Regions from separate parts of the Homo sapiens genome. Here region 2 is linked to region 1. A link is an interaction called in ENCODE POLR2A ChIA-PET data of the cell type or tissue named here. Cell type or tissue: MCF 10A. All regions are shown on one strand. Each heading gives the region's core, and the rest is flanking DNA. Links, peaks and the distances in the headings are about the cores only.

What was found. ChIA-PET counts read pairs that join two places held together with the same protein. Peaks named below come from ENCODE experiments on the same cell type or tissue, not always from the same donor. Only the 100,000 strongest peaks of a DNase experiment are listed, where the experiment ranks them.
Region 2: POLR2A ChIA-PET joins it to region 1 with 5 read pairs; 3 of 35 experiments call an interaction of 5 or more read pairs at or near these places.

The regions. Positions count from the first base shown.
Region 1 is chr1:85,404,075-85,410,432 of GRCh38, reverse strand. All of the region lies in intron 1 of DDAH1 (dimethylarginine dimethylaminohydrolase 1), which reads left to right. Among named protein-coding and RNA genes, the nearest start is that of DDAH1, 58 kb to the left of the region's middle. In MCF 10A, for the core only: no CTCF peak of the experiment used is centred there; a DNase peak (open chromatin) is centred at 3,082.
Region 2 is chr1:85,618,289-85,624,646 of GRCh38, reverse strand. It overlaps LOC112268231 (a long non-coding RNA gene), which reads right to left and starts at 5,726. Exons shown (of 2, transcript XR_002958331.2): 1 at 1-5,726. RefSeq lists an enhancer at 1,247-1,541. In MCF 10A, for the core only: no CTCF peak of the experiment used is centred there; no DNase peak of the experiment used is centred there.

The DNA.
Region 1 (6,358 bases), core at 872-4,871:
CCCAAACTCAGGTGATCCACCCGCCTCAGCCTCCCAAAGTGCTGGGATTACAGGCATGGGCCACCATGCCCGGCCTCATTTCCTTTTTCTCAAAAAGAGATAAACATTATTACATTTTAAGGAAATTTCTGTAGATCTATTTTTTTTCCCTTGAGAAAGGGTCTCACTCTGTTGCTGAGGCTGGAGTATAGGGGCATGATCACAGCTCACTGCAGTCTCCACCTCCCAGGCTCAGGCGATTATCCCACCTCGGCCTCCCGTGTAGCTGGGACTACAGGTGTTTGGCAGTGTGCCTGGCTAATTTTTGTATTTTTTGTAGAGATGGGGTTGTGCCATGTTGCCCAGGCTGGTCTTGAACTCCTGGGCTCAAGTGATCCTCCCGCCTCAGCCTCCCAAAGTGCTGGGATTACAGGCCTGAGCCACTGTGCTCAGCTAATCTATAATTTCATAATCTCTGTTGATATATACATAAGGAGAATTGTTATGATTACAATTGGCTTTGGATCTTCCCAATTAACTTGCAGTCCAACAACTCAAGTAGGGCTGAGGACTAGTATAGCAATGAGTTATGACTGATAACTTAAGATTTGACAAAAACTTTAGCATAGGTAGGTGCTTCACAATTGATTTTTAACTAATATGTACAATTTCTTATAAATAAAGTTGAAAACTTATATATGCATTACAAATAATGCTGAAACAGCATGAAATGCCATTATAGAGGTGAATGCAACCTGCTTTGGGAGCACAGAAGAAGTAAATCCCTGCTGTGGAAGTCAGGTAGCCCTTTACCAAAGAGGCAATGTTGAAGCCGGTGTAGAGCAACAAGCAGGAGATCCAGGTGGAAAAAGGTAAACAACGTTTTAGGCAGTATGTGAAAAAGCATAGAAGTGTGACGTAGAATCTCCACAGACCAGTAGGAAGTTTGATGTGACTAGAACTTAAAGTAACAGGAGAAAAATTGGGAAGTTAGACTGTGAATGTCAGGTTGAGATGATTACACTTTGTCCTGTATTGTCATTTAAGGGAAAATAATGAAGGTGTTTCATTTGGGCAGTGACATGATCAGATCTTTCTCTTTGGGAATATCTCTGCTGTGGATTAGCAGTTCAAGACACTAGACTCAAGAAAACCACATAGGGGTTCCTGCAATAGTTCACACCAGAAATGTGGAAAGTCTGGACCAGGGGTGTCCAATCTTTTGGCTTCCCTGGGGCACACTGGAAGAAGAAAAATTGTCTTGGGCCACACATGTAATGTACCAAGACTAACAATAGCTGGTGAGCTAAAAAAAAATCATCAAAAAAATCTCATAATGTTTTAAGAAAGTTTGTGAATTTGTGTTCGGCTGCATTCAAAGCCATCCTGGGCTGCATGTGGCATGCAGGTTGTGGGTTGGACAAGTTTGGTCTAGACTATCAGTTACTGTGGGAATGGAAAGGAGGGGTGAAGTTGGAAGGTCTTTAAGAGTTAGACTGTTACCCCCATGAGGGCAGGAACCGTGTGTGTTCTATTCAGCTTTGACCCATAAAGCTCTCTACTCCTCTGCTCCAAGTGACAAGGCCCCTTTCTGGCAAGATCCCCATCATATTCGTCTTACTACTTGGATTTTAGCATCCAGTGTAACAAGCCCATTCATTGCCTCTGGTGCTATTGGATACATATAATTGTCAAGAGTGAAGTAAGTTAAAAAAAATAGGCTAAATTTCTTCACTCATTTGTACTTTTCCATATGCTGTTTTGTTCTATATGACCATCTAGGTTATTCTGGAAGAACAGCTGTATTTTTAGTGGATGTGTATAACTTGCCCCATTTCAGAAAGTAAGCTAACACTGTGACATACTTTTTAGCAATTTTAAAAATGAAATGGATTCAAATGTACAGGTATGAAAAGATTTCCAAGAAGTACTTTTTTTGTAAAGTAAGTTATAGAACAATATGTGATAATATATTAAACAGGGAAAACATGTAAATCAAAATGATATACCTTTATGTGTTCATTTAATCATGGAAATGCTCCACAAAACAATATGAAAAGGAGTACTTCAAATTGATAAACATGGTTACCTCTGGGGTGGAGCAGAGAATTGTTCAGTTAATCCTGAATATTTTACCACAAAAAGATAAAAAAAAAAAAAGGAAGAAGGAGAAAAAGGTAAGGGGAAAGATGAGGAAGAAGAAGTAAAGCAGACAAAAGCACAGCTCTTTCAAGGCAGAACGTTCCATGCTCTATGCTTACATTTGTGAAGGGCAAAAGAAACCAGGAAGTATATCTTTGTTCACCACTGGGAAACAAGGATTTGGTTTCATGGATTATTTTTATTATAGCTGCTGAAGTTGTGAGTGATAAAGTAGTGCAATGCGTCTAATACTCAATTTTAAACTAGAATATCCATTTGTAAGCCCGGGCCTGCACTTGATTTGAATACCTATGAATGCAAGCCAACAATTTAAAATTCCACATGCGTGGTCTTCCAGTTCTAAAGCAGGAGAAATAATACTTGCCCCTAAAAAGGATGTTGAGGAGACAAATGATAGATGTAACCAAAAGAGCCGAGCTTTTTGAATTTTATATAAATATAAGCTAGGATGTCCTGGTATATATAATCTTTACATGTATGCATAAACTTAGAGACATGGGATATCTGTTACATAATGTTTACCAATTTTAAATGCACAAATTATTGTTTAGGGTAATGTTTCATAACCCTTGGGTCAATATTACCAAAAACCAACAATCAGTTCTTTCAGTTTGGGATTTCAAAAAGCCTCCTTTCAGATTTAAATTGAATAGGAAACCATTATTTTTAGTGCTTAAAAGCACGGTGGTGTCCCCTTAGAAACCTCCAATTAGTAGCAGCCATTGTCTAATTAGGTGAAAATAATAATCTATCGATTGTTATAAAAGCAAGATATTATAATTCAAGTGTGTTTCCAGATGCCAGTGAATTGCTGGAAAGCTGCAAGTTTAACTTTCCGCTCTGATAGAGTTTTAAAAGAGGTCAGGGTACATTTTACCATAGTGTCTAGCAATGTGAGTTTATTCAGACCTTTTGGCAGACATTCCTGCACACTCAAGCTAAATCAATGAATCATCCATTGTTGGCCAGCTCCGCTCTCAGTTGCTAAGAGATTTTTTCAAGCATACTGAGGCTTTATTCTACATGGTCTGTAAAAAGGGCAAACTGTATTAAATTTTAAAATGTCTCATCTTTCCTAAATTAGTAATTAAAATTTTACCCAGAACTTTAATACTGGGGCAATGGGAAAGTCTGTGTGCAGCTGGAGGCCTTTCTACTTGGGAAAATACGTGAGAAAACTTCCTGCTCATAACTCTTCAGAAATATGTGTGTGGAGGAAATGGAAACATTTAAAAAGTGGACACATGAAAAACAAAAACTCAAGGAGGAAGGTCTAAAGTCTCTTAAAGAAATATAATGTGTTTTTCTTCTTATATATTTCAAATAAAAGAGCTTTCCTTTAAATTTTATGAAATATACTCTAATTTTCCTTGTTTCTCTTTGAGTCATAAAGACCCTTGTAATATAGCATTTTATTTTAAAGCTTTAATATAATAGTTTTTAATATAAAAATTTAAAACTACCATGAAATAAAGGAATGTAATTTTTTCAGCTTGCCCTTTATGAATGTTTATAGTATATTCTGTTCTCTATATGTAATAACAGTGCTTCGTATACTCAAAAACTAAAGGAGTATATTTTTACGTGTTCTCACCACAAATAAATGATCAGTATATGAGGTAAGCCATATGCCTGATTCAGCCATTCCACAATGTATACATATTTCAAAGCATAATGCTGCATGCCATAAACATACACAATTTTTGTTAATTAAAAAATTAATTTTTTAAAAATGTATATTCTATATGTATCCTTCTTGAATATTTCAAGTTTTAAAACATAATAGTTGTTTCATTTCTTTTCTCTTTGGACTTCATGATGATTTCACATTATAGATAATCTCATAATTTATCATAGAGGTTACTATTTCATTTTGCTGAGAGGATGGGGATAATTTGGACTACAAATTTAAAAAGAGAAAGAAACCAAATGTAATGTATCTTAAAAAAATATTTTTAAGTTTATTGGATCCAGATGTAGTGATGAGGAAAGCTTCTCTTCTGTGTTTCTTAGTTTCTCAAGATAAAATTCTATTTCATAAATCTCTATGAGGACTGTATCAAATATTCTAAAAGAAGCTTTTGAGATAGAACGTGGCTTTTGGAATTGGACAGGCCTGGTTGCTCCATGTTCTAGACAGTGTGGCCTTGAACAAATTACTCCTCATCTTTGGGCTCCAACTTTCACATTTATAAAGTAAACATAATAATGCACACCACCATGGGTGGTTATGGAATTCAAATGAGGAAACATGGTAGGTAGCCCTGGCACATAGTGGGTCCTGGATAAATGTCAGTTCTTAGCTTCTTTAAAACTGTTGGAGGCTAATATCCGTGTGCTCTTAAATACAACCAAACCTCTTTAAGTTGGCAACATAAGTGTTAGGTTTTACTTCTAATTTCAAAAGAAACGTATTCGAGTGAGTGGCTGAGAGCATTCATTACATGAGGGCAGCTTGGAATAAGAGAACGGGATAGTCTTGCACCTTGGCATTCTTTCTTGCAGAGAAACAAAACATTTGTGATTCTTGGGTTCTTGTCTCCCCTCTCTGAGGCTCTCTCTTTTTCATAGAGGATTCCACCTTCTCTCAAGACTTGTATTCCAACATGCTATCTCCAGTTTACTATTCACTGCTATAAAGTAGGGCTTTTTTTTTTAGGGCACTTTTTAGATCCAGCCAAGGACCAAGTCTTTCCCAGCCAAATGCGGAGCAGGGAATGGACCATGCCTTGATACAGCCCCTGCTCCTGTTGATCCAGACCACGACTTTTTAAGACTTTAAGCTTACAGAAAAAATAAGGTGTGACCTCCATTTACATGCTTAAGCGTCCTGACACCTGTGTTTATTTAAAGGAACCATCTCCGTGTCTGTACTCACAGCCTGATGATGCATGCCGTCTATAGAACTACATACAGTGTTTTTTACAGTTAAGTTTTTTAATAGCAGGGAAAAACAAGATCTTTTCCTCAGATGCTTGACTATTTCCCTCTGTAATCTTAGGTATAGTTTCAACCCTATTTCTTTTCGGTAATATTTGTTATATTAGATGTTGGAGGCCAATATCAGCTAATAAATAGACCCATGTGGCCAATTTATTGAATTAAACTGAAGAGAATTGCTAGCATGTCTGCTGTTAGGATACAGTAGTATGAAGTGGCAGCTACATAAAACTGATTACTCTGGTGGCCCCTGCATAAAGGGAGAAGGCCTCATACAACTCAACAGTGATATCAGCAAAATAACATGTCTATCCTTGTCAAGAGAGAAAACAGGGTTGAAAATGACAGAATGAAGATGTAATACTCAGGCTTTCTAGGGCGGATTGTAGAGTCTGGCAAAAATGAAGCAAAACAAAACCCAAAGGAAAGAAGTTTAGATTTAATGCCTAAAGAAATGGCGTTCCCTCAAAGAAAGTCCACATGAACTGACTTAAGTTGCAGTGATGGGTCAGTGAGAACAGTACATATAGCAACTCCTGTGGCCTTCTGTTAGAGCTTCACCTTACAATTGTAATTTTTATATAACTCAACTTGAGAGAGAGAGAGAAAGACAGAGAATTTCCCTCACTTTCTGAATCATGGCTCAGAAGTGTGTTATAAAACACCAAGAACGGAAAAGCTATTACGTGGAATTTAAAGAAATACTTGAGTCTACAGTATCATTGAACTCTTGGATTCGGTTTCAGCAGACATGCTCTGTATTCCCACAAGAGTCTGGAAAATGAACTCCTATTTTTTTTTCTGTCTGGAGCTGCAGTTAGTGTTATTATTTGCTCCATGGCTCAATCCGGGTCAGACTGTTCTTCAGTAACACAGGTGGATGTTAAAACAGGGAATCTGTTGAAAAGATTGCGGAGGAACTGCTTCCCAAAAGCAGTTCTGGATGGCAATTTGATGGCAGTCAGCTATGGTAAGGACAAATGAAGCTTAGCAGTACCTTCTAGAATGTGGTCTTTCAGGCTTTGTCAACTGCAATCCTACAGGCAGAAGTTTCATGTATAATGGGTCAATATGAACTGGTGGCATCTTCTAAGAAGTGGATTCTAGAAATGGAGGTCATTAAATGCTCAATACTTGCGAATTGTAATGTTGATCTGCATTTTTCTGTTTAGCTTTATTTGTGAAATATAATATGTAGTTCTTAAAGAAAAATTCCATAAGCCTTTTTTTTCTTTCGTATGGGCTTAAAAATATTTTAGAAACTTGTTAAAAACTA
Region 2 (6,358 bases), core at 1,293-5,292, 210 kb before region 1:
TCTATAAGAGGTAACCACCCAGGCAGGCCAAAGGAGGTTGTCCTGGAAGGCTTCCCTGGCCCACATGGAAATCAACCCATACAGGAGTTAGAATTACGCATTTGATTGTTTTTGTTGGCTCTGCACATCTTACCTTGAATGCCTCCTCCTTTTGTCCATGTATATTTAATTTGCTGTCCTGTCACAGCTGAATCCAGATTCCTCTCTGTCTAATGAACTTAATAATTGTGCCGTGGGTGTCTACAGACGGTAATCAGAGCCTCTTTGGTTCATTGAAACGTCATACCACCACCAAGTTCCTGCTTTTCATGCTGTCTTGTTTGGACAGAAAGTCGACTTATTTGTTTATTTGTATTCTACTTTGTTTCAAAACACATAATATGTCCAATACACTATTTTTTAAGAAAAGAAAATGGGGATAAGAGAAAAATAGGGTATAGAAATAAGATTAAGCCAGTAATGAGGTTAACACACAAGATATATGCTACCTAAAGTTTTATGTACTTAGTACATTAAGGGTAGTCCACAAATTTGGTTCTGAGTTTCCTAGTGACCAATGCAAAGTGCGTTATTAGGTACAAGTGTAAAGTAACATTCTTAGTTTTTTGGGTTTTGTGTTTTGTTTTTGAGACAGACTCTCACTTCGTCACCCAGGCTGGAGTATAGTGGCGTGATCTTGGCTCACTGCAACCTCCACCTCCCAGGTTCAAGCGATTCTTGTGCCTCAGCCTCCCAGGTAGCGGGAACTACTACTATTGCTACTAATTTTTTGTATTTTTAGTAGAGACAGGGTTTCGCCATGTTGGCCAGGCTGGTCTCGAACTCCTGGACTCAAGTAATCCACCCACAGCCTCCTAAGGTAGGAATTACAGTCGTGAACAACCATGCCTGGCCACATTCTTGGTTTTCTTGAGGAATGAAAGGAGAGAAATTGCAGTGGGTCTGAATATATATATTCAGCTGAGAAAACAACAACAACAACAACTATCCTACTGTAATCTAATGGACTTGAGAACTGAATCCTGACTAATATCAGGTGTCAGACAATTTTCCAATACATTCCAAAGACAGTAGTTTCCTTCATTCACATGAACTCCCTTGAGCCACTTGGTCCCCTGTGGACTGTTGTTCTTCTCTCCAGAGGGGCACTTGTCCTTTCTCAAAGCCATAAGCCCAGGGAAGAATGCTACTTTGTTCAAGTTATTTTTGATTCTTTTGGAACTTCCTAAAACTCCTGTCATGTGGTTCCAAGTTTAACCATAGTCATTTTGGACATGATTTTGTTTCCACAATGATGTATGTCAGCAACCACAGAGTGAGCTTCTTGTATTTTTACATCAATCTGATACCCTTTGTTTATTTGTTCCTCAGGTTTCACTTTCACTTATGTAATGGGTTATGGCATTTTTTGGTCATTACCTCATCTGGGATCTCCTTTTTCTTTGTACCTCCTGATGCGTCATCTTCTTGACTCTACTCCCTTGGATCTCTTGGATACAATGCCCTCAGCTGGTGGGTGGGAATGGGTGGGAGCCAGATTGCATGAGGACTCCTCCACCCTTCCCCACAGAAGAGCTGCCTGGGTTTGTCACCAAGTCATTTTCCATACTCATTCTTTTGGCATCCCTCAGAAAGCACATTGGCTTAAAACTACATCAGCTACCAAAAGCATCAGGGTTAGGCAGGCCTGGAAGAACCTAAGCTCCACTTCTAAGTTGGGCAGGGGTACAGGCAGCGTTTCTTGAACTCAAGAGTTACACTGGCCCTTTTCCCAGAGAATCTGTAGCTGGAAGTGCTCAGTCCCCTACACATACCCCTGTTCAAGCCTATGACACAGGTGGATCTTGAAGGAAACACATGTCTCAAAATATGAGCATTCCTTGGTTTAGGGCTCATTTTCCTGAGGTCATCCATATTGCCATATACAGCTGTCTACCTGAACATCTAATGGGCATCTTGAGCTTAACATGTCCAGAACAGGACTCCTATTTCATGTTCCCATCCCACCCCTACCCAAGCGTTACTCTTCTATTCTTCATCTTGGAAAATGGCACCACTGTTTGCCCAGCTGCTCAATCCAGAAAACAGGAATGATACTTGATCCCTCCTTCCCTTTCCTTCATCTTTTCTGTTGTCTCCATCAAATACAATGTTTCTATTTTCAAAACATATCTAAATCCATACACTTCTCTCCATACTCATGGCTATCACCCTAGCCCAAGCTGCTGTTGTCTCTTGCATGGACAACTGAAGTTACTAACTAGACTCCCTGCTTCCATTCTTGCCCCCACTACATTCTATTTCCAGAGTAGCCAGGGTGACAGAGCACATCACTCCTGTGCCTGAAACTCTCCAATGACTTTCTGTTGCTCTCAAATTTATTTAAAAATAAAAAAAAATCCCATTGTTCTTGCCTACCTCTCAAACCACATCTTATACCACTCTCCAACCACATCTTATACCACTCTCCATGTCACTCACTCAGCCCAGACCCATTGACTTCTTTTTCTCAAAAACACCAAGTGATTTCTCACTCAGGGCCTTGGTATGTGCTGTATCTTCACTTGGAATACTTTCACTTCACTTCTTACTGAGGTCTCACTTCTTCAGTGAAATCCTATTCCCAAGTTGCTATTAAGTAGCCCTTTTATTTCCTTCATAGCACTTCTTATAATTCAAAAGTATCTCATTTTAATTTGTAAATTTGTTTATTATTTGTCATTTTTGTCCAGAACACAAACTCAAAGAAGAACTTTGTTTTGTTCACCTCTGTATTTCTACTGAATATTTTTTAAAACGAATAAATATATGAAGTAAAGGACAAGCAAATGCTAAAGGACTTGTGTCAATCCAACTCAAAGAACATTATTAGGCATCTAACAGGCACTTGCCAGGTGCTGTAGTTTCAAAGATCAAACTAATCAGCTTCTTATCCTTAATTCTGGAAACATTATCTCTAAATATTGCCTTTTTCACATTGGGTTTTTTCTTCCTGTCCCCTTAACATCTCATGTTTCTCATTTATTTGTGCCTCTGCCCTTTTGCTGGGTAATTTCTTCACATTTATCTTCCATTTCCTTAATTCTCTCTTTACCTGTGTCTTCTCTACTTAGACTCATTCGCTGTGTTTCTAACTTTGATGATTGTATATTTTGATTTCTGTAAGTAGTATTTGGTTCTTTCTTCATTCTCCTTGGTCTTTTTATATGTTATTTATTCCTTTTCCATATTCGTATTTCTCTTATATTTCTTTTAAATTTAAAACAATTTATATAGAATAACTGTTATGTAAAGTCTAATTCTGTTCATTGTGGTTTCTGCTGGCTCTCACTCATGGTAGCTTGTTTCCTAGTATGGTTTGTAATTTCAAATTGTGATCTCGTATTCAGTGGGGCTTTGTTTGTTACACTCCTATGAGGCCTGGGTGGCTGTCCCTCCGATAAGATCTGCTTCTGCCAGGTACCCTGGGGTGGTATCAACCTGAGGCCAGTTTAAACTGATTTTTTCAACTGAGACTTCCAAGATCATGTAGGTAGTATAAATTCAAACCCTGAACCTGTGGTTAGGGAGGTGTATCTGTGATTTTAACATCTTATGAGCCCAGGCCAAGGCCAACATATTTCCCTGCTTTTCTTTATTGCAGATAAGCAGGTTTCCTTTTTTCTTTTTTTTTTTTTTCCTAGTCTACCCTTTCACTGAGTACATATTTCTTTGTGAGTCTCACTTTTATGCAGGGGTCTCAGTTCCAACTCTCCATTTTTTGAAGGTACTAAGCCTTGGCTCCTGTTCTCCATAATGCCCTTTAAACTGAGCCTCAAAGTTAATAAGATAGACTTTCCAGAGCAGCAGTAGCTTTAGTGCCTGTTTACCGTGCTGGATTCCAATCCCTCGTGTGTGTGTGTGTGTGTGTGTGTGTGTGTGTGTGTGTGTCCCCTTGGGGGTTTCTCCAATTTACATGAGAGTTGACTAGGCATTTGAAAGTATACTTTATCTATAATATCCAGGCATTTTGTCTGCCTTATAGCTAGAAACACAATACTTCCTTCCTTCTATGAGCATGTGATGTCATTCTGGGAGACATTCATCTAATCACCTACATTTATTATTTTTTCTGTGCTAAGCAGTAATAATCAGGTACACATATGAACATGATGAGAAGCATGCCTATAGTAATGTGAAGATACAGAGGTAAAAGAGACTAATTTCGATAGGAGATCTGGGAAGACTGCAGATAAAAAGGAGTTGGAGCTGGATAGTAATAATAATATCTTAGCTTTTATCTAGTGCTTACTCTGGACCAGCCACTGTGGCAAATACGTCAACATATATGGTCACCTTATCCTTACAACAAAGCATACAATTGGTACTATTCTTATCTTCCTGATTTTATAACTGAGGTGCAGAAAATTTGAGCAATTTCCTCAGAGTATACAGAAAGTAATTGGCAGTGCCTGGATACAAATTCAGTTTGAGCCCTGATCCAAGGCTTTTTAGCTATTATGCCATGTTGTGCTCGAACAGAGAGGCATTGGGGGAGGGCATTCTATCGAAACATTCTATCCAAACATTGAAGAAAATAATGACTACCTCCTAGAATGTTGTGAGGATTATTGTGAGATAATATAAGGAAAAGCAGATAGCACAGTGCATACTACATGATAGGCACTCAATAAATGCCTACTTTCTTTCTTCTTTAACTTTTTACCACCAACTCATCCATAAATTCCTTTAGGGATGGGGCCATGCTGTATATGAAGACATGCCTTATCTCCCACAGAACCTAGCATTAATTTGTGATTGATATTTTGACTGATTCATTGATTAAATTAATATGTTAATTAGATTGTGGTTTTGGGACTTAGGTTTGTGTTGCAGTGTACTTCTTAAAGTACTTTTACATTGATTAGCTCAATTTATCAGCACATCAATCCTTAGAGGGAGGTAGGGCAGATGCCTGGCTTTAGTGATAAATGTGAATTCTACTGAGGTAGGAATAGATCAGTGCTAGGAAAAGAGTGAGTATGAACTACGTGCAACTGGATAGAAAGAACAAGAGGAGAAGCCCCCAAACGTGGGAGTCTGGGAAATCTCAAGGAGGTAGTGGCAGAAGACCAGGCTTTTGTTCTGACTGATCTCTTCAGTTCCAACCCTGTCATCAGCCAACTGAGAGAACTTGGAAAAAGTCTTCAGTTTCTCTGAGTCTTAGCTGCCTCATCATTCAGGCATCACTTCATGCTTGGATGTGGGTCTCCATGTCCATCACACTTTATCATCAGTTTTCCACATTAGACTATGACCTCCCTGAGAGCAAACGTTCCGTATTTACTTGTTGTAACTCCAGCATTTAGCACATGCTTGAGTTATAGAAGGAGCACAATATCTATTGCATAAATGATGAATGAATAATTTAGATAAAAAGAGAAAAGAGCCGGGCGTGGTGTCTCACGCCTGTAATCCCAGCACTTTGGGAGGCTGAGGCGGGTAGATCACGAGGTCAGGAGATCAAGACCATACTGGCTAACATGGTGAAACCCTGTCTCTACTAAAAATACAAAAAAAATTAGCCGGGTGTGGTGGCAGGTGCCTGTAGTCCCAGCTACTCGGGAGGCTGAGGCAGGAGAATGGTGTGAACCTGGGAGGCGGATCTTGCAGTGAGCTGAGATAGCGCCACTGCACTCCAGCCTGGGTGACTGAGCAAGACTCTGTCTCAAAAAAAAAAAAAAAAAAAAAAAGAGAGAGAGAGAAAAGAGGAGAGGAGAAACAAGGTCAATGTCATAGATGCAGACCTAAGGTACCACGAGAGGAAGCAAATAGGAAACAAGCTGAGCCAGAGAGATGGTCCTGCCCATAATGGGGCATTTAATGAGGTGGATACTATCATGTCTGATTATGAACTTAAAGAGTCACGGGCTTCCCCAGTGACTTTAATAGCAGCCTGTCCTTTCTATTTGTTTAGCCCAACTTCATTTTTGGAGATAGCACAAAAGTGAATTTTAGCCCTGGCTTTACCCAAAAGGCCACATATTCCAGAGAGTTGAGAAGGCTGAATTAGTGGGGTATGTATTAGTGAGATTTTACACTGTTGAGGTGTTGCAGTGTACTTTGTGAACATGGCCATAATCAGTATTCATCTGCACAATAAGCCTCCATTCCTTTGGGATCCCTTTTTTCTCACTCTTCAAGGTCCTTGTTCAAAGGCCAGCTTCTATACTTGCTTGTAAAATTCTGGGCTCACGTCTAGGGGCAGCTTACGCTTCCTCCGCTCTATAACTTCCCTTTTTTTTTCCTTGCCCAGGGTCCATTTCAGCAGAACTTCATGGACCAAGAAGCCACAAGCAACTGGGAAACAGTCCTTTCT